Linked DNA regions of Homo sapiens: regions 2 and 3 are each linked to region 1. Evidence: chromatin loops called from intact Hi-C (ENCODE). Cell type or tissue: heart right ventricle. All regions are shown on one strand. Each heading gives the region's core, and the rest is flanking DNA. Links, peaks and the distances in the headings are about the cores only.

The links. Peaks named below come from ENCODE experiments on the same cell type or tissue, not always from the same donor. Only the 100,000 strongest peaks of a DNase experiment are listed, where the experiment ranks them.
Region 2: it touches region 1 in a loop (2.9-fold over the local background); 22 of 110 quality-filtered maps call a loop at or near these places.
Region 3: it touches region 1 in a loop (2.1-fold over the local background); 16 of 110 quality-filtered maps call a loop at or near these places.

The regions. Positions count from the first base shown.
Region 1 is chr15:84,948,972-84,959,671 of GRCh38, forward strand. It overlaps a transcript of SLC28A1 not described here. Among named protein-coding and RNA genes, the nearest start is that of PDE8A, 28 kb to the right of the region's middle. In heart right ventricle, for the core only: CTCF peaks have their summits at 6,543 and 6,742; a DNase peak (open chromatin) is centred at 6,570; H3K4me3 peaks cover 521 bases; H3K27ac peaks cover 432 bases.
Region 2 is chr15:85,164,321-85,175,020 of GRCh38, forward strand. No RefSeq gene overlaps it. Among named protein-coding and RNA genes, the nearest start is that of PDE8A, 190 kb to the left of the region's middle. RefSeq lists an enhancer at 488-1,024 and a silencer at 4,391-4,530. In heart right ventricle, for the core only: a CTCF peak has its summit at 4,744 (motif pointing left); no DNase peak of the experiment used is centred there; H3K4me3 peaks cover 532 bases; H3K27me3 peaks cover 451 bases.
Region 3 is chr15:85,003,475-85,008,474 of GRCh38, forward strand. The region is part of intron 1 of PDE8A (phosphodiesterase 8A); the gene reads left to right. Among named protein-coding and RNA genes, the nearest start is that of PDE8A, 24 kb to the left of the region's middle. In heart right ventricle, for the core only: a CTCF peak has its summit at 2,061 (motif pointing left); no DNase peak of the experiment used is centred there; H3K27ac peaks cover 594 bases.

The sequences.
Region 1 (10,700 bases), core at 3,461-8,460:
GTTGTCCTTTTTCCTACTTACCAAAGTAATACTTGCCCATTAGTTTTAAAAAGTCAAATCTTAAAACTTATAGAAATGGTTTAATCCCTTTTCCACATGACAATCCATCAAGTATTTGAAGATGATGCCCATCCAGGCTTCCCTTCTCTGAGCCAGGCACCCTTAGTTCTTTCAGCTGTTCCTCACATAACACATAGCAGGGTTTCAAAATTTGCTCCAGACCTGATTCGAAGCTGTTCTGAATTTGTGTGCAGACAGTGCATGAGTCAAGAGCAAGTCGAAGATGAAGCCAGAACACAGCATGGTAAATATGATCTCATGGGTGGAACCAAGATGCTGTGATGAGACTAAAGATTGGATATGGTCTTAGGAGGATATTTGAAAGAGGCAGACTTATTAGGAAGGGTGTTTTGCTTTGTTGTTTGTTTTGTTTGAGATGGGGCCTCTGTTGCCTGGGCTGCTGTGCAGTAGTGCAAAAATCCTGGCTTGCTGCAGCCTGGACCTCCTGTGCTCAAGGGGTCCTCCCACCTCAGCCTCCCACCTCAGCCTCCCAAGTAGCTGAGACTACAGGTGTGTGCCACCATGCCCGGCTAATTTTTTTTTTTTTTTTTTTTTTTAGAGATGGCGGGGACTCTCTCTATGTTGCCCAGGCTGGTCGTGAACTCCTGGCCTCAAGTGATTCACCCATCTCTGCCTCCCAAAGTGCTTGGATTACAGGTTTGAGCCACTGTGCCCAGCCTTAGGAAGGGTGTTAAGAAGCTACATGCCTGCTTCAGAAATCCTCAAATCCGAGGGCTTGCATGTTGAGGGTATAATTTGAAGAGCAGTTGTCATTTAGGAGAGAATGAGAGAAAGTCCTGGCCTGGATCATAAAGGCACTATCTCTAGGACACAGCAGGAATGGGGTGGGAAGGACTTATCTACAGGGGTATCCTAATTGCCCACCACCAAGGAGTGCAACAAGTTCCTACCTTGCCTGGAGGTTGCTTTCCATTTCCTGAGTGAGAGAAACTGCAGCTTTGGATGAAGTTCTGACAAAGATATGGAATGGTGGAATGGGGACAATTTGCCAACAGAGACTTTGTCACTGGCAGGGATGGGGAGGCAGCACAGCCAGGCGATTGTCCCACACTTGAGAATAAAGCCATTTAGGAAAGAGACTCTGCAAGGAAAGGCAGCGCTTGGATTGAACCCTGTCTCTGCTGGGCAAAATATCCTAATGAGGAAGGAAAGGCAGAGGCAACAAAAGAAATCAACGTGGCTATGAGTGAATAGCAAGGATCTCATTCATAAACTCAAAATTTTAAAATATCAGGCACCAACATCAGGCTGAAGAACACTTGACCCGTGTAGAAAGACAGCTGGCTGTCCTCCAGTCGCCAGTCTCCTTTTTTTTTTTTTTTTTTTTTTTAGTAAAAACTGACAATCCAGCTGGGCATGTGGCCACTTACAATAAAAACTACATTTCTCAGCTAGGCGCGGTAGCTCAGGCCTGTAATCCCAACACTTTGGGAGGCTGAGGTGGGAAGAGTTCAAGATCAGCCTGTGCAACATAGTGAGACCCTGTCTCCATAAAAAATAAAAAATTAGCTGGGCATGACGGTGTGTGCAAGCAGTCCTAGATACTCACGAGGTTGAGGTGGGAGGATCACTTGAGCCTGGGAGATTGAGACTGCAGTAAGCTGATAGCACCACTGCACTCCAGCCTGGGTGACAAGAGTGACTCTGTCTTAAAAGAAAAAGAAAAAGGACTACATTTCTCAACCTTCCTGGGTTAGGGGTGGCCATGGTCTGGCCAGTGGGGTGTGAGCAGAAGTCCAGTAGGCAGCCTCCCATCATGCCCTTGGAAGAGGGTTCTGTTGACTTTTTCTTAAGGGTCAGATAGTAAATATTTCAGCTTTCGTGGGCCATATTGCCGTGTTACGACTACTCAACTCTGCACTTGTAGTTGAAAGCAGCCATAGACAAACAGAGTGGCTGTGTTCCGATAAAGCCTGTTTACAAAAACAGGAGGCCAACCTGCAGGCTGTGGTTGCTGACCCCTGCCTTAGATAAATGGGGGCATCCCACACGTTCTTGGTATATTTCACATTTTTGCTCCATGCTAGTTGGAATGCAGATGGGAAGGTGAGCAAGCTTGGACCATGAAGACAAAGGCAACACCCGAGAGATGGAGCAGCTTCAAGTTGAAGGGAGCCTGAGGCCGTGGCTCGCCTCTGTAGTCCCAGCACTTTGGAAGGCCAAGGTGGGCAGATCTCTTGAGCCCTGGAGTTTGAGACCAGCCTGGGCAAAATGGTGAAACCCCTTCGAGAAAAATTAGCTGGGAATGGTGGTGGGCACCTGTAGTCCCAGCTGCTTGGGAGGCTGAGACAGGCTTGAGCCTGGGAGGTGGAGGCTACAGTGAGCCATGACCCACTGCACTCCAGCTCAGGTGACAGAGCGAGACCCTGTCTTAAAAAAAAATAATTAAAAAAAAAAAAAAGAAGGAGTCTGGGGTCCTGATGTCTTTGCAGAGCAAGACTGCCACGACAGCACAAACTTTATGTGAGAGGGGAATAAGTTTCTATCTCCTTTATGTTATTATTTGGGATCTCTTATATGAGCCTGCTAGTAGACAGGAAGAATAAGATAGGTGGCAAGAAGGAGCAGATTTGCCTCTTTCCTGCGGGGATCCTGATGAACAAATGGGAACAAGCTATTATTAACAAAGTGCCCATCATCCCTGCCTGGCACTCCTGGTTCTCTGGTAACATGGGGCTGGTACATTCACCTGGAGTCCTAAATGGGCCCGCTCCTTCTGACAAAGTCTAAATCTGAAACATACCTCCCACTGGCCACCAAGACTTCAGAGAAAAAAGAGAGACTCCTGATACATATCCGAGGGGAAGTGGAAAGAGAGCCAGATGGCCAAACTGCAAAGTTTTCCAATTTAGCTTCATGATGGGAAAACACCAGAGACAGAAGGCAAGGCGAGGCAAGGGAGGCTCACAGCAGTTTCCAGCCTCAGGCTTACAGAAGCAGGAGTCGGCAGAGGTCCATGTGCTGTGTATAACCTTTCAACACACAGTGACCTGATCCACTGGTAAGTGTGGCCCAGTCTACCCACTAAGATCCGTGTTCCCTCCCCTTGAAGAACAGCAAGGAACTAGAACAGGAGCTAGAAGAAGGACAGGCTTCTCAGGTCCCCATCCTGCTCCCCTCCCACCTGCCAAACACTGCAAATTATGTTGAGAGCAAAAAAGAACAAGGAAGAGATGATCCCACAAGGACTGCTTGGAGCAGTTTTCTCATCCTCACACAGGCTGTGTGGCTATCTGCTCTCTATACAGACATCTTTCCTATCTTTCCAAGGTGGGACTCATTTCTCATCTACAAGTAAGAAGGCAGTAACCCACAGATCAAGACTGCCAACCAGATGGACACACGAAATGCTGCTACACACTCTCCTACACGTCAGTAAATTCCTTGCATCCAATGACTCCATGTGCTTCAGTGACGGACCATGAGTGAGCCTGACCAGGCTGGAGATGCCACCACGCAGGTTACTTCCTCCACTCAGCCCCAACTGACAAAGGACACATTTTTATCCCAGCAAAACTTCTGTTTTTCTTTTTCCAAGAAAACAGAAAAGTCGCCGGGCACGGTGGCTTACGCCTGTAATCCCAGCACTTTGGGAGGCCGAGGCAGGAGAATCGCTTGAGCCCGGGAGTTTGAGACCAGCCTGGGCAACATGGTGAAACCAAGTCTCTACAAAAAAATACAAAAAAATTAGCCAGGTGTCGTGGTGCACGTCTGTAGTCCCAGCCACTCCTGGGAGGTCGAGGCTGCAGTGAGCTGTGATCGTGCCACTGCACTCCAGCCTGGAGAACAGAGTGAGACCCCGTCTCAAAAAATAAAAAAAATTTTTAATAATAAAGTATAAAGAAAAGTTATTTAAAGATAGAAAATTCACTTTATAAACAAAAGATTGCTTTTATCCCTTGAAACTTCCTTCCTCAATAAGATTCTTTTCTACTTTTAGAGGAGTCCATTGTTTATATTACCAAACTATTCTTTTCAATGCCATCGCATCAATTAGAAGACAAATAAGCTCCATCAAAGCATACAGCTTTCAAGGGATCTTTTCTTGGGCAGTGCCCAGAGGGCAGATATTTCTAATCTCTAATCCTTTTTGGATCTGGGGCATGTCATTATTTCAGTGTCAGCTGCTCTGAGCCAGAGTGTGGCCCGATGCTGCAGTCTGGGACCAGGGTCCTCCAGGTAGGCCCAGAACCCAGAGGTGAGAAAGTCTAATGGCTGGTATGGAAAAGACAGGGCCTCCTTCTGAAAAGTTCCGTAACTCGGTGAATCATCTTCAATGACTTAAACTGTTAGGAGTCTCAGGAAGTTCATGTCAAGAGCTCTCAACAGCTGGTGGGTTTTATCACTTAGAGGTGTGTCACTGTAATTAATTGATTCCTTTATAACAGTGGAAAGCCTGAGCCAGGTGGCTCACACCTGTAATCCCAGCACTTTGGGAGACTGAGGCTGGAAGATTGCTTTGAGCCCATGAGTTCAAGACCGGCCTGGGCAAGATAGCGAGACCTTGTCTCCACTAAAAATTTAAAAATTAGCCCAGCATGGTGACAAGCACCTGCAGTCCTAGGAGTCTGAGACAGGAGGATTGCTTGAGCTCAGGAATGTGAGGCTACAGTGAGCTGTGATCACACCACTGCACTCCAGCCTGGGTGACAGAGCAAGATGCAGTTTCAAAAATAAATAAGAAAAGTAGAAAAATATAATAGTGAAAGTACTGGAGTTTATGAATGATTTACCTCATTTGTAAAAAATGTATAAATCAGAGGGGTATATTACTTAGGATTCTTTTGGTTGCAAATGACAGACAACAAATCAAATAGCTTAGGAGAAGAGGAATGTATGGGCACCAGGAGGGATGAGGGTGTAGCTGCAGGCAGCTGGGCCTGGGGACTTCATGACTCTAGGGCTCTGCCTACCGCTGAGTTCCTGCTTTTGTTGTGTTTGTGTCTTCCTGCACTGTGACCTCCTTCTACTGAATTGGATTTCTCCATAAGACTGGACCATGGCCATCAGAAAATCATGGGTTCATATATTAGCTTGTTTTCCTGATAGCTAGTTGTGGCAAAGAAAGCAAACCTCCAAGAATGTGATTGATCTGTCAGGGACGTGTGCCCTCCTCCAGACCCATTGTTGAGGCCTAGAAAATGGGATAGGGTGATCAGTGTGGCCTGGCTCTTCTGCCCACCCCTGAAGCAATCACTGTGACCAGGGAGGTAGAAGCTGGCAGCTCCTATTTGAACAGAAAGGGAAGGAGGAGCAGTTTCCCACGAGATCGGGGGTGTTGTTTCCTGATGAAAGCAACCATTCTTTCCATTTATCTATAAAGATTTCAAATGATAGCATATCTTCAAAAATCTGAGATAATAGAAATAATGGAAATGTAGCGCTTGAAATAATTTAGGGAAAAAGGGACTAACGTTTTCTGAATGCTTATTGTGAGACAAGTTATTTGCATATGCTGTCCGTGTAATCCTTAAAAACAAACAAACTATGTGAGGTAGATATTATTATCCCCATTTTACCAACAAGGCAACTGAGACGTGGAGAAGTGAAGTGGTTTGCTCAAGGGCACACAGTTCAGCGGCTGAGCCAGGTTTTGAACCCAGTTCTGTTTGGTTTTAATGCCAGATACTTAACCATTGTAGCACGTTGGCTTCCTCATTGATCTGCCTAGTAAACAGGTATATGATATGTGTAAAATACTTTACATTATTTTTATTTTAATTAATAATACTGAGTCATTGTGGTATTTTTATGACATGGCTGCAAATTTTCTAACACTCCTCCCATGAAGCAGTCAGATCTATGTCCTCTCCCTGTTAATCTGGGCAGGCTTGTGACTGCTTTGAGAAAGACGGCATGGTAGGAATGATGCCATGTGACTTCTGAGGCTGGGTCATGAAAGCCCAGGCAGTTTTGGTCTTGTTCGCTGGGACACTCACTCTTAGCACTCTGACCCACCACAAAGAAAGAGTTCTCCCTGCTCTGTGGCTGCCACGCTGTGAGGAACCCAAGTCATCTGGAGGAGTAACATGTAGGCACCAGGTCAACTGTCCCAGCTGAGCCCAGCCTGCAAGTCATCATAGCCCAAGTGCCAGACACGAGCGAAAAAGCCTCTGGGTGGTTCCAGCCCACAGCCATTCGAATCTTCCCCACTGAGGCCTCAGACATCATGGAACTGAGACAAGCCATCCCCTTTGGTGCCCATCTAAATTCCTGAGACAGTGAATCCGAGAGCATAATGGATGGTAGTGGTTTTATGCAACGGGTTTGGGATGTTTATTCCATAGCAACAGATAACTGGAAGAGCCTCAGAACAGCAATCAAAGATGTCTGACCGTGAAGCATCTGGAATACAAGAAGATGAAACTGAGGAACGCTTTGCATCAGTAAAGTAGCAAAGTCATGATTTTTCCCAATACAGAAGCTCTTGGAACACTCGCGCTGCAGTCTCCCTTCTTCCACCAGGTGGGGTGGATGCATTGGTGGCTGCCTCCACAGCAGTTCCTCACGGAGCAGTGGAAGACTGGGTTTCTTTGGTTCAGCGGGACTGTGGCTGACCCCACCCCAGCTGGGATCCCTGGCTGCGAGGCTGCAGAGCACAGAGCCCCAGGAGGGCTTCGTTTTGGCTGCTGCTGGGAGCCTCTCCCTTTTGTGGGGGAGGTCGGTGCCTCTGAAGGAGGATAGAATCTGAAAACATATTCTCCTGGCAGGCTCTACCATCCCACTGCACTCCTATCAGGGTTGTGGACAGGAGGAGTCACTCTCTGTGTAATGCAGCCCCCTAGGTGCGGCTCAATTTTCCCTCCCATTGGACCTGAGGTAGGGGCATTGACCCCAGCCTTCCTGATCAAGGGATAGGATCCACAGCGAACCCCCAACTTCCTCCTTCCCTCTCCACATTTCCTTTTTCCCTTCCATTCAAATCAAAGTACAACAGATACTTGATTTTTAAAGTCAAATGGTACCATAGTTATATCAGCAACAATAACAGGAAAACATTTCGGTAATTCCCTCCCCATCCCTGACTTCTCCCCTTCAAACTCTTTCAGTCATTTCTGTTACTTACATCCATATTTCTAAGTAATGCATCCATACTGCTATTTTCTCAAATTAGTGATTTTAGATAGTGCCTTTTTACTCCCCATTACAGAAGATGAAGCATTAACTCTTTCATACCACCCCATATTCCATTTGTCCTCCCTTTCTCCTCCCAACATGGTAATATACAACTTTCAGAAAAAGCTGTATTCCATTAATGTGTTTCTGTCTGATTATGGCTATAAGACTTGTGCATTGGTGAGCCATGGAGCATATTATCATTACATTTCCTATCTTGCGCATTTTTCTCTCTCCCTTCCTTCCTTCCTTCCTTCTTTCTCTTCCTTCCTTCCTTTCTTTCTTTCTTTCTTTCTTTCCTTCTTTCTTTCTTTCTTTCTTTGTTTCTCTTTCCTTTTTCTTTCGACAGGGTCTCACTTTGTCACCCAGGCTGGAGTGCAGTGGCACAATCATGGCTCACTGCAGCCTCAACCTCCCAGGCTCAAGAGATCCTCCCACCTCAGCCTCCTGAGTAGCTGGGACTACAGGCGCACACCACCACACCTGACTAATTTTTACTTTTTTTTTTTTTTTTTTAATAGAGATAAGGTCTTCCTGTGTTGCTAAGGCTGATTTCAAACTTCTGAGCTCAAGCAATTTTCCTGCCATGGCCTCCCAAAGTGCTGGGATTACAGACGTGAGCTACTGCACCTGGCCTCTTGCACATCTTGTTCCTTCTGAACATATCACCATAATTCTTCTAATTTAAGACAGTAAGATGTGCCATTTTTTATGTACCACTAAGAAAGAACACTCCCAACTAAACTGTGACACTCCATTGTTTGTAGGATGCATCTCCATATCAGAAATGTTAAAATGTGAAAAATTTATGCATTTTCAAATCCATATACCTTGTTTTTTTGTTTTTGTTGCTTAGATTTCTTTTTAACTGTCATTATTTCTTCCCAAATTTGTTAAGAAAATTATTTTTAATTTTTAAACAACTTTATTGACATATAATGATATACTATAAAATTACCCTATAGTGTAAAATTCAATGGTTTTTAGTATATTTAGTTGTACAGCCCATCACCAGAATCTATTTAAGAATATTGTCATCACCCGAGAAGTCATTCCCCAACTCCATTCTTTTGCACGTAGTTTTTTGTTTGTTTGTTTTGTTTTGTTTTGTTTTTTGAGACAGAGTCTCACTCTGTTGCCCAGACTGGAGTGCAGTGGCGCAGTCTCCACTCACTGCAACCTCTGCCTCCTGGGTTCAAGCGATTCTTGTGCCTCAGCCTCCTGAGTGGCTGGGAGTACAGGCGAACGCCACCACGCCCAGCTAATTTTTGTATTTTTAGTAAAGACAGCATTTTGCCACATTGGCCAGGCTGGTCTCAAACTCCTGGCCTCAAGTGATCCACCCATCTATGCCTCCCAAATTTCTGGGATTACAGGCATGAGCCACCATGCCTGGCCGACAACACTATTCTCTCTGATTGAATTGTTTTGGCACCGTTGTCAAAAATCAATTGACCATAATATGAGGGTTTATTTTTGAGCTCTTAATTCTATTCCATTTATCTGTAGTCTATCCTCATGCCACTACCACACTATTTTGATTACTGTAGCTTTGTAGGAAGGTTTGGAATCAGGAAGTATGAGTCTTCCATCTTTGTTATTCTTTTTAAAGATTGTTTAAGCTATTCTAGTTCCCTTGCATTTCCATATGAATTTTAAAATCACCTCATCAATTTCTGCAAAAAACCCAGCTGAGATTTTGATAGAGATTGCATTGAATATGTAGATCAATTTGAGGGGTACATCCAGTTTAAAATATTAAGTCCTCTGATCCATGAACATGGGATGCCTCTCCGTTTGCTTAGATCTTCTTTAATTTCTTTCAACAATGTTTTGTAGTTTTCATTGTACAAGTCTTGCACTTCATTTATTAAATTTATTCCTAAGTACTTAGAATTTCTGAAGAAAACAGAATTGTTTTCTTCATTTTGTCATTGGATTGCCCATTGTAGAAATATACTTGATTTTTGTATATTGGTCTTATATCCAGAGAAAATTGTTTATATATATAAATCCGCAAGCTCTGAGAGCTATTTTCTATAAGGTCCTATATCTGATTCCCTCTTTTCCCGAGATGTTCCTTCTGGAACCCTGTGTTATCTTATTCCACCTGGTTCTCTTCAGGCCTGCTGCTGCTCAGCTGTCACCCTGGGACTTGCTTACACCTCTCTTGGGTGGATGTCCTATTTTTGGAACCCTTGTCTTTCTCTTTCTTGGGTTATTCCCTCATTTTGGTAGAACACCTGAGAAAGTATACACAAGAGATCAAATTTTGTGAAAAATTGCATATCTGAAAATGTCTTTATTCTACCATCACACTTGGTTAATAGCTTAGTAGGGAATATAATCTAGGTTTGGAAATCACTTCCTCTTACAGTTTTTTGTTTGTTTGTTTGTTTGTTTGAGGCAGGGTCTCATTCTATTACCCAGCCTGGAGTACAGTGGTGCAACCGTAGCTTACTGAAGCTTTGGTCTCTCAGACTCAAGCCATCCTCCCACCTCAGCCTCCCAAATAGCTGGGACTACAGGAAGGCACCACCAAACCTGGTTAATTTTAAAATTTCTTTTATAGAGATGAGATATCATTATGTTGCCCAGGATGGTCTCAAAATTTTTTTTATTTTATTTTTATTTTTTGAGATGGGGTCTTGCTGGGCATGGTGGCTCATGCCTGTAATCCCAGCACTTTGAGAGGCTAAGGTGGGTGGATCACTTGAGGCCAAGAGTTCAAGACCAGCTTGGCCAACATGGTGAAACCTCATCTCTACTAAAAATACAAAAATTAGCAGGGTTGAGTGGTGCACACCTGTAGTCCTAGCTACTCGGGAGGCTGAGGCAGGAGAATCGTTTGAACCCAGGAGGTGGGGGTTGCAGTGAGCCGAGATTGCGCCATTGCACTCCAGCCTGGGTGACAGAGTGAGGCTTCATCTCAAAAAAAAAAAAAAAAAAAAAAGAGATGAGGTCTCACTCTGTCACCCAGGCTGGAGTGCAGTGGCATGATCACAGCTCATTGCAGCCTCGACCATCCCAGGCCTAGGTGATCCTCCCACCTCTGCCTCCCAAGTAGCTGGGATTACAGGCCTTTGCCACCATGCCCAGCTAATTTTTGTATTTTTTATAGAGATGGGGTTTTGCCATGTTGGCCAGGCTGGTCTCAAACTCCTGGCCTCAAGTGATCTGCCCACCTCGGTCTTCCAAAGTGCTGGGATTACAGGCATGAGCCACCATGACCAGTCAGGGAAGTTTTATATCCTTTCTTTGTTAATTTTCTCTCTTTCATTTTCTCTATTTTCTCTTTCTGAAACTCCTTTTTTTTTTGTAATGTTAGACCCTCCGAATTTATCTTCGAATTTTTTTACCTCTCTTCTCTTATTGTTCTTTCTTTATAATTTTGTTTGCTTTCTGAAAATTGTCCTTAAGCTTGTCTTCCAACTTTTCTATCAACTTGTTTCCTGCTATCATAATTTTAACTTTCCAAAGCTCTTTCCTCATGGTTGGGTTTT
Region 2 (10,700 bases), core at 2,237-7,236, 210 kb after region 1:
TGGAGGGACCGGCTGAAGCCGTGGCAGAAGAACATAAATTGTGAAGATTTAATGGACATTTATCAGTTCCCAAAATACTTTTATAATTTCTTATGCCTGTCTTTACTGCAATCTCTGAACATAAATTGTGAAGATTTCGTGGACATTTATCACTTCCCCAATCAATACTCTTATAATTTCTTACACCTGTCTTTAATCTTTCAATCCCATCATCTTTGTAAGCTGAGGATGTATGTTGCCTCAGGACCCTGTGATGATTGTGTTAACTGTACAAATTGTTTGTAAAACATGTGTGTTTGAACAATATGAAATCTGATTGTAAAACATGGGTGTTTGAACAATATGAAATCAGGGCACCCTGAAAAAGAACAGAATAGCAGCGATTTTCAGGCAACAAGGAAAGATAACCATAAGGTCTGACTGCCTGGGGGGTCAGGCAGAATAGAGCCATATTTTACTTCTTGCAGGGAGCCTATAGACAGATGTGTGAGTAGGAGAAATATTGCTGAATTCTTTTCCCAGCAAGGAATATTAATAATTGATAACCCTGGGAAGGAATGCATTCCCAGGGGTAGGTCTATAGACGGCCACGATGACAGTGTCTGTCTTATGTGATTGAGATAAGGGATGAAATACGCCCTGGTCTCCTGGAGTGCCCTCAGGCTTTCTAGGATTGGAAATTCCAGCCTGGTGAATTCTAGTCAGACCGGTTGTCTGCTCTTGAACTCTGTTTCCTGTTAAAATGTTTATCAAGACAATGCGTGCACAGTGGGACACAGACCCTCATCAGTAATTCTAATTTTGCCTCCATCTTGTGATCTTTATGGCCCTTTGAATCATGTGATCCTTGTGACCTACTCCCTGTTTGTATACCCCTCCCCTTTCAAAATCCCTAATAAAAACTTGCTGGTTTTGCGGCTCAGGTTGACATCACAGAACCTGCCAATATGTGATGTCACCCCCAGAGGCCCAGCTGTAAAACTTCTCTTTGTACTCTTTCTCTTTATTTCTCAGATCAGCTGACACTTAGGGAAAACAGAAAAGAACCTATGTTGAAATACTGGGAGCTGGTTCCCCTGATAGCTATCAAAGAACACTATCAACAGCGTTAAAGGCAACACACAGAGTGAGAGAAAATACTTGCAAGTCACATATTTCATAAGGGATTAACATCCAGAATATATAAAGAACTCCTACAACTCAAGAAAACAAACCACTTGATTCAAAAATGGGCAAAGGATTTGAATGGACATTTCTCCAAAGACGACACACAAATGGTCAATAAGCACATGAAAAGATGCTCAACATCACTAACCATTAGGGAAATGCAAGTCAAAAACACAGCGAAATATCTTCACTTCACACCCATTAGGATAAGTACTATTTTTTTAATGGAAAATAACATGTTGGCAAGGATGTGGAAAAAATCAGAAGTCTTGCACATTGCTGGTGAGAATGTAAAATGGTGCAGCTCCTGTGGAAGATATTATGCATGGTATTTCCTCAAAAACTTAAACAGAATTACTAGATGACCCAGCAATTCCACTTCTGGGAATATAACCCAGAAAATTACAAAACATTATTGAAAGTCCTAAATAAAGAAAGGCCTAAATAAATAGAAAGACATCTTGTGCTAATGAATGGTTAGCAAAGCAATGATTCCAACAGATATTTGTACACTCATGTTTACAGCAGCATTATTCATAATAGCCCAAAGATAGAAACAACCCACATGTCCTTCAACAGATGAATGGATAAACAAAATGTGGTATATACACACAACAGAACATTATTCAGCCACAAAAGGAATATAATTTTGCTATATGCTACAATAAGGATGGACCTTGAAAATATTACGCTTAGTGAAAGCAGCCAGGCATAGGAGGACAAATATTGATGATTTCACTTATATGAGGTACCTAGAAAAGGCAAATTCATAGAGACAGAAAATGGAACTGAAGTTACTTGGGGTTTGGGGAAAGGGGGAATGGGGAGTTATTTAATGAGTGCAGAGTTTTTATTGGGGATGATGAAAAAGTTTTTTGAGTACACACAATGATCATACATAACATGAATGCATTTAACATCACTGAATTGTACACTTATGGGTGGTTAAAATGATAAATATTAAATTTTATCACACTTTAAAAACAACACTTTACCAAATTTCATAGAATTGATGATAGTTAAATGAGAGGAAATGAAGTTCACTTCCATTATCCATAACATAGATATTTTCCACAAGGCATCTGATGAATAATATAATGACAACCATGAGTTTTAAACACTACATTTTTGCCAGCTTTGGAATTTCTCCAAATGAGCCTTTTTGTGCTCCACACATACTTTTGCTACAACCATCTGTACCAGAGCTCAGCAGATTCCCACCTCAGGTTACACCGAATTAGTGATTTCTAGTCTTCTTTAAAAATATTCTTACCTATAGTTGTTCTATGTAGATTACTCATAAAGCCAAATTCTCAGTCTCTTCAAACTTGGCATTGACACTTTGAGCAGTACTGGTAACATCTCTTGACTCATCAAAAGCCAAGGAAAACCACTCAAAATCATTTCCCTTCCTTCTTTCTGTTGGTAAATTAGAGACAGGGTCTCACTCTGTTACCGATGCTGGAGTGCAGTGGAGCCATCATAGCTTACCGCAGCCTTGAACTCCTGGGCTCAAATGATCCTTCCACCTCAGCCTCTCAAGTAGCTGGGACTTTAAAATTAGTGTGCCACCACACATGGCTAATTTTTTTTTTTTTTAACTTTTAGTAGAGACAGATCCTCGTTATGTTGCCCAGGCTGGTCTTGAACTCCTAGCCTCAAGCAATCCTCCTGCCTCGGCCTCCCAAAGTGCTGAGCCACCATGCCTTACATTTCTAAATGTTTAAAAGATGAAGAAGAATATGGCCAGTGAAAATTCAAATTTCAGTGCCCATAACGTTTTATTGGAACACAGCCATATTGAAACACACCCTAGCACCACTGCTCTCCAGCCTGGGTGACAAGGTGAGACCTTGTCTCAAAAAAAAAAAAAAAAAAAAAAAAAGTAAAAGACATTTTTATACACCTGCTGGAGGGTGGTCTTAAAAATAATAAAAACTAACATTAAAAAGCCATTTTTAGTTTCTGGCTCACACACAAACAAGCAGCTGGCTATCATTTGCCAAACTCTGCAGTTGAAGAGAGAAAATAAGCATTATTCATATTTCTCACAAGTTCTAATGGGAAAAAGAGACAACCTCAAGTAAAGAGGAAGGAAGGGAGGAAGAACTCCGAATGCTGGTTCTTTGAAACTATCGGTAAAATAGTCAAACACATGACATGTTTAATTCAGAAAATGAAGACTATTAAATATGAGACATAATAGATTTGGAATCTTCCTAGTTACAAGGGAAAACTATGCATAATTACATACTAATAAAATGGAAAATATTGATGACATAGGCAATACAGGAAACATATATGAATTTACAGATATGGGGGGAAATGTGTGCTTCAGTGAAACACTATGCACTGACTGATAAGAGCAATAACCCGGGTTCTGATTCAGATTCTACAAGGGCTCTGAACCTTCCACTGCCTTCAAGCGATTTTGCAACTTTGTAAGTTACAGATACCTGAGAGCATGCAGAAAATTCCTGTCTAGAGACTTGCAAATAAGATTGTTCCAATAGAGCTTCAGTTGACTTCCCCACTGTAGAAGGAAGAGGCTAGTTTTGTGTCCATTTATAAATTCCTCTCAATGTTACTTTACTCCAAATTAATTTGTCCTTCTTTGACTTCTCCTTTGAACTGATTATAACATCTCAGTTCCCCCAATTGAGTTTTTTAAAAAAAATCTTTGGCCGGGCGCGGTGACTCAGGCCTGTAATCCCAGTACTTTGGGAGACCGAGGCGGGCGGATCATTTGAGGTCAGGAGTTCGAGAGCAGCCTGGCCAACATGGTGAACCCCGTCTCTACTAAAAGTACAAAAATTAGCCAGGCGTGGTGGCGGGCGCCTGTAATCCCAGCTACTCGGGAAGTTGAGGCAGGAAAATCGCTTGAACCTAGGAGGTGGAGGTTGCTGTAAGCCGAGATCACACCACTGCACTCCAGCCTGGGAGACAGGAAGACTCCGTCTCAAAAAATAAAAATAAATTTTAAAAATCTTTAACATGTACTCATTTTATATAAGTATTTAACTTCTGTTAGTTGAAAATAACGAAGGAAGATATGGGAAAAAAGAATTACCTCCAAAAGTTTCTGAGGGCACTTTCAATCTTCAGCAAGCACTGTATCCATGACACAGAAAGCAGAAGACAGCCTAGTTTATGCCAACAGCATTACTCCGACGCATAGAATTTGAGAGGATACCCCCGAGGGTACCCGGCAGAGCACGGCACTGCCCGGAGAGCTCACTCGGAACACCTGTGCTGGGCCCGCCCCAAACTGAAACACAAATCACAGCCCCTGGGGGCGGGGGTGGGGGCGGGGCCTGACCATTTGCGTTTAATGAGATCCTCAGGTAGCTCTAATGAGCACTATGATTGGTCGTGTTTTAGAGGAAAGAACCAAAGCCTAGAGAGGTTACCCAGCACAGCTGGAGCACTGTCACAGCTGCTTCCCGCAGTCCCCGTGCAGCCTCCCGTCCCTGCCCCTCCCTTACTTCGTATCTAAGTTACCTAGGGCAGGTTTCCTAGGTGGGCGAGCTGGGAAGATGAAAATAATGACATCGCCCCCCAGTGGAGGAGTGTGGGAAGTATCACAGCAAGCTGCCCAGTTTTATTATTATTGGTAATTTTTCTCAGTTTGGGCTTTGTGTAAGCTCCCCCTTGTCTCAGCTCCCCGCCCCGCCATACTTACATAAAGCCCAATCCTTTCCTCACCATTAACATCAGACCTAGGGGAGGGGCTTCTTTATGCAGAGCTGTATTTAGAAGGTAAGAGTATTTGTTGAGAATGCTCTACCCCCCCTCCACATACAAATACAAACGTTTGCTGGGAATAAATAATCTCTTCCTTAGAGTAGAATACGAATAAATATAAAAGGAATGATGGATTTTGAATATCAACAATAGATGCTAAAGCTAGTGGGCAAAAAGTTGATGAGGAACAGATATTTTGCCTCAAAATATCTGCTCACAATTACAAAGGGGAAAGTTTACAGTAGAGAAATTTGACAGATGTACCTTAATCCAAGGTGCTCAAAGTAAACATCGGGAGGCTGAAGTGGGAGGATCACCTGAGCCTGAGAGGTCAAGGCTGCAGTGAGCTGTGATTGTGCCACTGCACTCCGGCCTGGGGGACAGAGTGAGACCCTGACTGTAAAAATAAAATAAAATAAATAAATAAATAAATAAATAAATATATATATATATATATATACGTATATATATATATGTATATATATATGTGTATATATATATATATATATATATATATATATATATATATATATATATAGTTAGGAGGAAAAGTTCTAGTGTCTTTAGCACTATACGGTGACAATTTATTATATATTTTCAAATCGCTAGAAGGGTGGATTTTGAATGCTCCCAGAACAAAGAAATGGTGAATGCTTGAGGTGGTGGAGGCACTAATTGCCATGATTTGATCATTGCACATTGTATACATGTATAAAAATATTATACTACACCCCATAAATATGTACAACTGTTCTGTGTCAGTTAAAAATTATAATAAAAGCAAAAAATCTACTCTTTTAGAAAATTTCAAGTATACATTATTAACTATAGTCATCATTCTGTACAACAGATCTCCAGAACTTACTAACATTATATTTAATTCTGATCAAATTACTAGATACACAAAGTTACGAACAAAATGGTATCTGGAGCAAGAAATGCTCAGTAAAACGAACAAAAAGAAAACGAGAAGAAAAGGACAAAATGGTGACAAAAGGCTTATATCAAAAACCATTTCTTGTGCCCTTTCCTTTCTTGCCTTTGAGTGCTAATTCCCAGAGGCCATCACTTTAAACTCATTTTGCTACGTCATCTGGTATTTATAATCATATTTCTAAATAACGTTTATGTTGCCATTTCTTGATTTGTTTTCCTCAGTATCTGTTGACTTCCTGGCATAGCACAGTATAGGGATTTACCTCCCTTATGAGATCTTAACAATTTCCTTGCCTTCATTCTACCAATTTGATTGGATCACAATCTTATGAAATCAAAAATATTTACATTCTTGTAGACACCTAAATATTCTTCCCTCAGCCAAGTCCTGCACTAAAATCGTTTCATTTCTTTCTTCCCCTGGAGTTAATAATTGCTTCAGATATTTTCCCTTCATTTGCTTATATGTTTTTGTACCTACCTATTACCTACCTTTTTTTTTTCAGATGCTCCAACTGATCTATCAAATGTCTAGTGATAATTATCCAAAAACTAAGAAACACTGGATACTGTATCAGCCCTATTATTTTCCTGGAGGCTTCCCTCTCTCCCTTGCCCTCCATCCTGCTCCAAACTGGACTCAGCTCTCTCAGCCTGTGGCACGACTGGCATCCTGGCATGTCTCTGCATCATCGTGTGAATTTCCTGCTGCCGCTTCTGTGTGCATCCTTCATCCTGCTCCAAACTGGACTCAGCTCTCTCAGCCTGTGGCACCACTGGCATCCTGGCATGTCTCTGCATCATCGTGTGAATTTCCTACTGCCGCTTCTGTGTGCATCTCCTGTTCCCTGGCCCCAGATCTTCTTTTTCCTTGGTTTATCCTCTCATTGTGTTGCAGCACATCTTCCAGTGGCTTCCTGAGACAGAGTGAATGGAAGCCAAGCTTTCTGACCCCATATATTTTAAAATGTCATTGTTCTACCTCAACTCCTGATTACTAGTTTGGCTGGATGCAATGCTGTAGTTTAAACAGAACTTCTCCTCACATTGGGAAATATTGCTCTATTATTTTTATTTTCTAGTTCCCAGTGTTGTTGGGAAGAAGTCAGTGTCATGCAAAGTCTTGGCTCTTTACATACAACCTGTCTTTTCTCTCTGGAAGATTTTAGGAATTTCTCTCTATCCTTGGTTTTCTAGAATTTCTCAGTGATGTGCCTTATTGCAGGTCTTTCTTCATTCACTGTGCTAGTCACTTGGTAGATGCTTTTTGTTGGTGTAAGAGCTGAGGCAGGACTGGCTTGTCAGTCATAATATAAAAGAGTCTTGGAACATGTCCAGGGTCCAGGGTCCAGGTTCTAAAACCCCTCGTGGCCTTTGGAACACCAAGTTCTGTGCCAAAGGGTGGAAGGCTGCCCTGCCGCACCACAATCTAAGCCCAGGGCATAAAATCCCTTGTGGCTTTGATGGAATCCAGGGCTCAGGGCATAAAACCCCTCATAGCCTCTGGAGTGTGCACAGACTTGTTGGTTGCTCTCCCAGGCTCAGAAACATGTTCCCCATTATCTCAAGCAGCAGAGCATATTCTATATGCATCAAAGAAAATGCAAAACCATCACAGCTACACTTGATGCACCGGTACCTTTCTACCACCACGTCCCCACACCCTCACCTGTTTACCCCCACATCCACATGTCCTCACCACCTGCTTGCTTGTTTGATCACCAGTAAATAGTGTGGGCTCCCAGAGCTCAGGGCCTTCACAGCCTCCAATCTAGCATTGGCCCCCTGGACCCACTTTATGCACTCTTGTCTTTTCTCATTCCTTTGACCCCGCTGGACTTTGGAGCCTCCATGGCCTGGTGTTGGGCCTGATCACCCCAACACTTTTGAACTAGAAAATTATGTCCTTCTGGCTGGGTGTGGTGGCTCATGCCTGTTCCCAGCACTTTGGGAGGCCGAGGTGGCAGATCATAAGGTCAGGAGATTGAGACCATCCTGGCTAACATGGTGAAACCCCATCTCTACTAAAAATACAAAAAATTAGCCAGGTGTGGTGGCACGCACCTGTAGCCCCAGCTACTCAGGAGGCTGAGGCAGGAGAATCGCTTGAATCAGAGAGGCAGAGGTTACAGTGAGCCAAAATTGCGCCATTGCACTCCAGGCTGGGTGAAAGAGTGAGACTGCATCTCAAAAAAAAAAAAGAAAAAGAAAGAAAATAAGAAAATTATGTCCTTCTATTGTGGGAAGCTACCAGCAGGTTCATGTGAGCTGGGTAATCTCATTCTTTTCTTCCAAGGACAGAGGTAACAAGGCCCTGGGAACCTTATAAGTGGATGGGGGGAAAGGGGGCCTGAGGTGAATCCAACAAAGCTGCAGCACCCACTGAGCTCATGTCCCAGGGCTAGGCTCTGCCTGAGGACAGGAGACATGGGTAAGACCCACTTCCTGCCCAGTCCCATGGTGGGGCTCAGGACACACATGGTCCAGGAGGCCCCCAGTTCCGGGCTGCATTTACATGCACCTACCTGCATGTAGCATTCTGTTCGCCACAGGACAACTTAGGGGAAGGAGTAGCTCCACAGAGCAGGACAGGAGGGAGGTAAATAATCATGGGGTGGGGAGTGGCCTTGTGGGGAAGGGGCAAAGGCAGGGTTGTGTGTGTATGTGTATTGGGGGAAATGGGGAGAGCATCTGAAGTTTTATCTGCCCCCTTTTTCTGGCCACTGCACCCCTTTTTTCCTGAATAGTTTTTTCTTCCCATTATGGACTGAATGTCTCTGACTCCTCCAAATTCACACTGAAGCCCTAATCCTCCGTGTTGCTGCATTTGGAGATAAGTCCTCTCAGGAAGTCATTAAGGTTAAATGAGGTCCTAAGTGTGGGGCCCTGATTCAGTAGGATTAGTGTCCTTATAAGATGAGACGCCAGAGAGTGCACGCACTCTCTCTCCATGTGCATACAAAGAAGTGGTCATGTGAGCACACAATATGGCAGCCACCTACGGGACAAGAGAAGAGGCCTCAGAATGAAACCTACCTTGCTGGCACTTTGGTCTAGGATTTCCCAGCCTCCAGAACTGTGAGAAATAAATGTTTGTGATTTAAGCCACCCAGTCTGTGGTATTTTGGCATGGCACCCTGAAGTGACTAATACATCTCCCCGCCCTACTTCAACCACATGACACTAGAGGGCTTGGCAGTTCTAGTGTCCCAGCTACCCAGCCAATCCAGACCAGACCAAGCAGAAACTTTCTTCTGGAAGTTTCTGAATAGGAACTAATGGAGAGGAGCCCCATCCTTTCTTGCGGGAAAAGCCAGGAAGATGGAAGCCTCATGCTGCCAACAGCCTGATTCCAACCTTGTGAAGAAAGTTGCTCTGAGAGCACAAAACTGATCTGCGGACTGAGGTGGAGACAGAGACAAGGGAAGGAGCCTGCAAATCTTGACAGTGCTGGTGACTCTGAGTCCAGGTATTCCTGAGGCCCAGCTGTTCCCTGCCCTGCCCGTGGCTAACTTACTGAGCAATGAACTTCCCTTCTTGCCTAAGCCAACTCGAGTGAATTTTCTGTCACTCACACCCAAAGAGCCCTGACTGCAATGGCAGGGCATGGCAGGGCTGGGCTGGCCGGGGCAGAGGACAGTGTGGGTGGAATCAGCTGTGACACGCACACAGGAAGTACAGTTATCACGTGGACTCCATGAGGTCTTCCTCTGGCCCCAGCTGGGAGCAGGGCTGGGTTCATATGCTCAGTAGGTCAGAGTGAGGGATTTGGTCAGAGGTGCCATGCTCAAGGCCATCTTTCTATGGGCCAGGCTCTTCAGCATCAAAGGCTTTGCCATCAGAGATAGTTTTAGTCACATCTTGGGTTCACTTGATAATTGCTGTTCTCCTAGTTTCAGAATCTTCCAATTAGCCTTCCCCACATGGATGATAGGAAGCAATAGGCATCCTTGCCAGAAGCCCAGACCAAGAAAAGGGTTCCTGCCAGCCTGCCCAGGGTTCCAGAGGGCAGGACCAAGGGGTGGTGGGAGGACCCCAGCCTGGGCAGCTGTGACATGTACACCACTCTTGATCCATCTCCAGGAACTTTTCACCCCTCAAGGGTGGGCCCCCAGTGGGGCACACATGAGAAAGACAATGCCCATGTTTCCCACTAGCTCCCCCATCAAAATTGGTCATTGCACCAAGCTCCCTCCTCCATTAAAACTAGACAGACCAAGAGTCACTTTCCTAATGGATGGGTCTTCTTGGTCCATCTCATGCTCCCAACAGAGCTCCCTCCTGGGATGGGAATGTGCTGTTCCGGGGCAACCATTTTGACCCAGCCTCCAGCCAAAGCCAGTTCCCCTGCCAAGCAGGACCTAGAGTTACACTGGAGGGTGACAGGCCTCATCTGGAAATTTCTTGCTGAAAATTATCAGTTTCTCACACAAGTACACCCTGACAGTTTAATTCAAATTAAACCCAGAAGGAGACTGCTGCTTCAGTCTCAACTGCTATGTAGAGCTTCTGTGTGCTGGAAATTGTGCAGTCAGACACTGCAGATTGACTCAGTAGATACAGCAAGTCCACACATAGGGCGCCAACCAAGGATGAGCACGTACACACACCCACGTGCACACACCCACGTGCACATGCACAGCAGAAAATCTAGAAACAAACTGTCTTAATTTCAAGTGTCATGGAAGTTTTGTGTCATTTCCCCAAAAAACACAAATTTTATTTTATGATTTAGTCTTGTTTTTATTTAGAATTACTTAAGGAAAAGGAGAGCTGAGTGTAGTGGCTCATACCTGTAATCCCAGCACTTTGGGAAGCTGAGGCAGGAGGATCACTTGAGCCCGGGAGTTTGA
Region 3 (5,000 bases), core at 1-5,000, 51 kb after region 1:
AGTTGCAATGAGGGGGAGCGCCCCTCAGAGGAGGTGAGGGTACTGATCAGAACAATAGCTGTCCCTGCACTGGGGTTCAGCCAAGGCCCCAAAACGCTTTTTCAGCATAAGAATTAATACTACTTTTATATGTAATGATAGTTTTTATTCCTAATCTTACCCTGAGGCAGTTTGTATTCTGAATTGTTAGAGAACTTTTCCACTTACTCTGTTTGCTAAGAGAAGAATAGGTAATTTGTAGGAAAATTTCAACAAGGCTTCCCAGTTGACGTTCTCCCTTACTTCGTGTAGCCTGCCTAAGAGATATTTAATTACCCTGCATTGCTCATCACTTCTCATTTTACCCTGTCCTTAGAGAAGAGTGGAAGACTGTTCTCAAAGCAGTGATTCAGGGACTAAGGCTCCTTCTATCTGTGGCTCTTTTATCTTCAACATATGGTTGCCAAGGTTGCCATGCTTGTCTATATGGACAAGCTCCCAAAAGGAGAAAAGAGCATGGAGGGTCATGAGTGAGAGGTTTTTAACGGCCAGGTCTAGAAGTGGTCCATGTCAGATTACTTACTTTCCATTGGCCACATGGCCACACTTCACTGAAGGCTGGGAAATATGATCTAGCTGTGTGCCCAATAAGAAGAGGAACTGAGTTTCAGTAGCCAGCAAGCCAGCCTCTGCCACAGCTTCTTTGGTAACATTTGTTGCTTCCCCTTTTCCCCTTTGCCATGCATAATAGTTGTGTAGTTTGGGTGGGATTGAGCTCATTTCCAGCTCTAGGGTGGGCCCCAGCAACATCCTTGCCTCATTTATTGGTTCAGTAATAGATACATAACCCAGGCCCAAGCTGAGCAGGACATGGAATTCATCTGGTCCCAGTTACTAATTCAGGGGCAGGCATGTCATAGAAACTGTCCCAATCAGACTATGGAGTGGTTGGGGGAAGATGTTCCTCCCACCTCCCTCACAGCCCCCCACAGTGAGGACAAAGCCAACTCCTGGGTGAGAATAGGCTTAGAGAATTGCAAACCCGTATTGTGAAGTCCTACCAAACCTTTCCTGAAGCTCGCAAGAGCTGACCCTGGACTCTGCGTTAGCATGAGGCAGTAAATCCACTCTATCGCCTAATACTTTAAGATTAATTTTCTTGACTTGCAACCACAAGCATCCTGGCTGATACAACCAATGAAATGGAAGAGGAATAGGGAGAGAGAAAGGATACAATCTGAATCTCTAAGTTCTGCTTCCGTTCATTGCTGTCAGTTCTATGATGTTTCTTTGAATACTTGAACACAACCAAGTTGGGTCTGAATGGATGTATCTTAGTTTCACTTCCCCATTCTCTGGAATTAGAGTGGGGATAATTACATTTTTTAATATTCTTTTTTTTTTTTTTTTACCTTTAGACAATGTTTTCTCTCTGGATTGAATGATACATAGTTTCTTTGAAGAATACATTATGACATTTTATTTCTCTTCCACCATAATGGAATCATATGGACTCAACATAGTCCATATGATTTTTTTTCCTGTTTTGTTTTAGTGACTTTTCTAAAGTTTGTCTTTTCATCTAGGAAGTATATAGAATACATTTATCTTACACATTGCAGTATGCATTTGTTTTATAGCTGGGTATTATCTCTATATTACTATAGGACTTTTTTTTGTTTTTTGTTTTGAAACAGGGTCTTGCTGTGTCACCCAGACTGGAGTATAGTGGCATGATCACAGCTTGAGCTCCTGGGCTCAAATGATCCTCTCACCTCAGCCCCCTGAGTAGCTGGGACTGCTGCCATGCACCACCACATCTGGCTAATGTTTTAATTTTTTTGTAGAGAAAGGTTCTCACTATATTGCCCAGGCTGGTCTTGAACTCCCGGACTCAAGCAATCTTCCTGCCTTGGCCTCCCAAAGTGTTGGGATTACAAGTATGTGCCACTGTGCCCAGCTGTTATTACAGGAACTTTTAATATTTTGAGTTAAATATTCCAGGCCATTTTAGAATTTGAATAGCTTGTCAAATTTGTTGATTTTATAGCACCTCCGTCTTGAAAAATATGCCCCCTGGTGTTCCTAAAAGAACATTTTGAGAGAATTATATGGTATTTAGTAAGGCAATTAGAAATCACCAAGTATTTAGGGACTATTGCTTAAGAAGCTAATTTGCACAATCAGAATTCATTAGCCCAGGACACAGACACCTTATACACCTGTGGTGACAAATGAAAACTGTGAAAGTCCAATCTGATTCATTCCTCTCAGAATATGGAGGACAGGAGAGTGGGGACAACCTCAGCATTAGGACTGCCCTCTCTCGTTTTGTTTCAAAAAGAGTTTAAGTAACTTAAAAAATACATATAATAAGTTTAAAAAAAAAAGGAAATTGGGCCAAGGGAACATGGCGAGAACTGACCAATTAAGTCAGGAGTGAGGTCAGTATGTGGAAACACATGCCACAGGGGCATGCATGATTGCCATGGGGCTGGGTCACACGTTCGGCTCTGAGCTTCCACAGCCTCACCAAATACGAAAACAGTTGCAGAATTCTGGAGATTTAAAAATGGCAAATGACTCAGGAGAAGTACAGTTTCTGAGCTCAGACCTAAAGAAATTATTCTCTCAGGAAGGGGAACATCACACTCTGGGGACTGTTGTGAGGTGGGGGGAGGGATAGCATTAGGAGACATACCTAATGCTAAATGACGAGTTAATGGGTGCAGCACACCAGCATGGCACATGTATACATATGTAACTAACCGGCACATTGTGCACATGTACCCTAAAACTTAAAGTATTATTATTATAATAATAATAATAAAAGAAAGTATTCTCATGGGTCCTTTCAGAGGGACAAGGTTCTGAACAATGTTGCCATCATAAATGTGGTGGTGAATGTCTCTCAGTGCAAGCTGAGGGCAGGATGCCATACACAGATTCCAGGTGGGGCTAAAGTACATGGTCCAGGCACTCAGTTAGTTTGATTTGGGAATTAACATTTAGTCTACCTGGAAGAATGTGGTATTACCCATTTTTAATCTTGGCCAATTTTATTTGCATTAAGTTGATTTGAAACGGATATCAGTCTTTGTCCATATGTTTATCAACCATTTGTAATTTTTTTTATATTGTCTATTACTTTGGCTGTTTTCCTATTGGAGAAATAGAGTTTTTCTTCTTGTGTAGATTTTTTAAAAGTTAAGAATGTTAATCTTTTTGTCATGTGTGGTGAATAACTTTTTTTTTTTCCCTGGTTTGCCTTTTAAACTTACCCCTGGTAAACATTTTTAGGATTGCTCACTGAAATAGGAGGGAATTAGGCTACTGTATTGCGAGTGGGAGGATGAGATTAGGGCATGTATATGATGTCCCTTCTGGCATTAGAGACTTTTGACATGTACTTGAGAAGAGGGAATATTTGGAATTTGGACTAGTCCCTACGAAGAGGAGAGGAGGAGTGGTTGGGGACATGGAGAAAGCACCTTCGGCAGCACTTGGTGTCCAGCTGTGGTGGGACATTGTGCATTTAATTACCATTCTGCAAGCTGTGTGATCTTCAGCAGTGTTTGGCCATTCTTCTGTACATGGGTGAAAGATAGACAGTTAGATTGATCTGGAATTGGAGTTTTGCATTTCGCAGAATGTCCAGTAGCTACTGATGAGAGAGCAAAAGTGTGGGATGTGGGTTTGGGTTTGATAGAAGGGAAAAGCATTAGAGGGGGACTAGGAGAACAGATGATATAGGGCCAGGCAGTGTCAGTTAAAGGGGCCAAATGATTATATGCTTAGAGCAGTGCCTAATAGGTGGAGCTTCTCAACACGATTCAGCATGGGTGGTGGTGGTAAGTGAAGACTGAAGAAGCAGCCAGCCACAGTAGCACAAAAGCAGGCAAAACAGATCTGTGCTGTTAGAATTCAGCACAGTGGTACTGGGAGGGGACACAGGGCGGCTTCTAGTATGCCGGTAATGTTGCTTCTTGATCTGGGTGCTGGTTATACAGGTACGTTCAGTTTGCAAAAATAAATCTATTAGTACAGTTACGCTATATGTACTTTCTGTGTATGTTCAATAAAATGTAAAAAATAATGAAAGAGAGCACATACTTCGGTGCCCCACCACATTGTTTTCAGATCTCAGCTCTGCAACTTTATAGCTGTGAGACCTTGGGCAAATTACTTAACCTGTTTGTGCCTCAGATTTCAAGTCATATAAAATGAGAATAATACGTACATCACAGGAGTGCTGGGAGGATTAAATGAGTCTCCCAATAGTGTTGAGTACATAGTAAATACTCCCAGAGTGTTGCGTATTATTATTTTTTAAATAATTATTATAAATGCGAATATGTATGAGGGAGAACTGATGAATTGGAAATTTGTGGTCAGAGAGAGCTCTTGGACATTCTGCCAAATGACATTCCTAAGTATGGCCATACAGTGGTGCCTGTAGTGGAGTGGGGTTGGACTGCAGCTCATAGTCAGAATTAAAGGGAAGGGTGAGGTGGTTGTGTTGCCATATGAACCTTGACCTTGCCCAGGGTGATGGTAGTACTTGGAGTGAGCTTGAAGCACTGAGGTCCTTAATGTATGTGAGTGACTTAGAGGTCAAGAGAAGGTGGCAGGGGTGGCATTGCTGTGTGTTATGAGCCTCAGGGTATCTAGGAGTGACAGTGGGAGAGTCAGAAGCTGGCTCCCTCTAATAGGGAGTGGTCTGGGCAGCTGTGGCCTTTGCAGAAAGTCCTATTCCAGGACTTTCCCTACAGTGTCTGTGCCTGCATAGTCAGTGGCTCAGGGAGGGATCAGAAGCCAGGGAACTTTGCAATGTTGTGATGGTGAAATATGGGTTAATTATATTTGCTTCAATATATTTTCAGAATTCCACGTGCTGATACCCGTAATACTCTGTCAGACCCCATTACTGCCTTTCTCCTTGAACCTTAGCTATATCTGCTTCCCCTCACCAGACCCTTCCTCCATACTGTGTAACTCATCCCCCACCCCCAGTTCAGTTG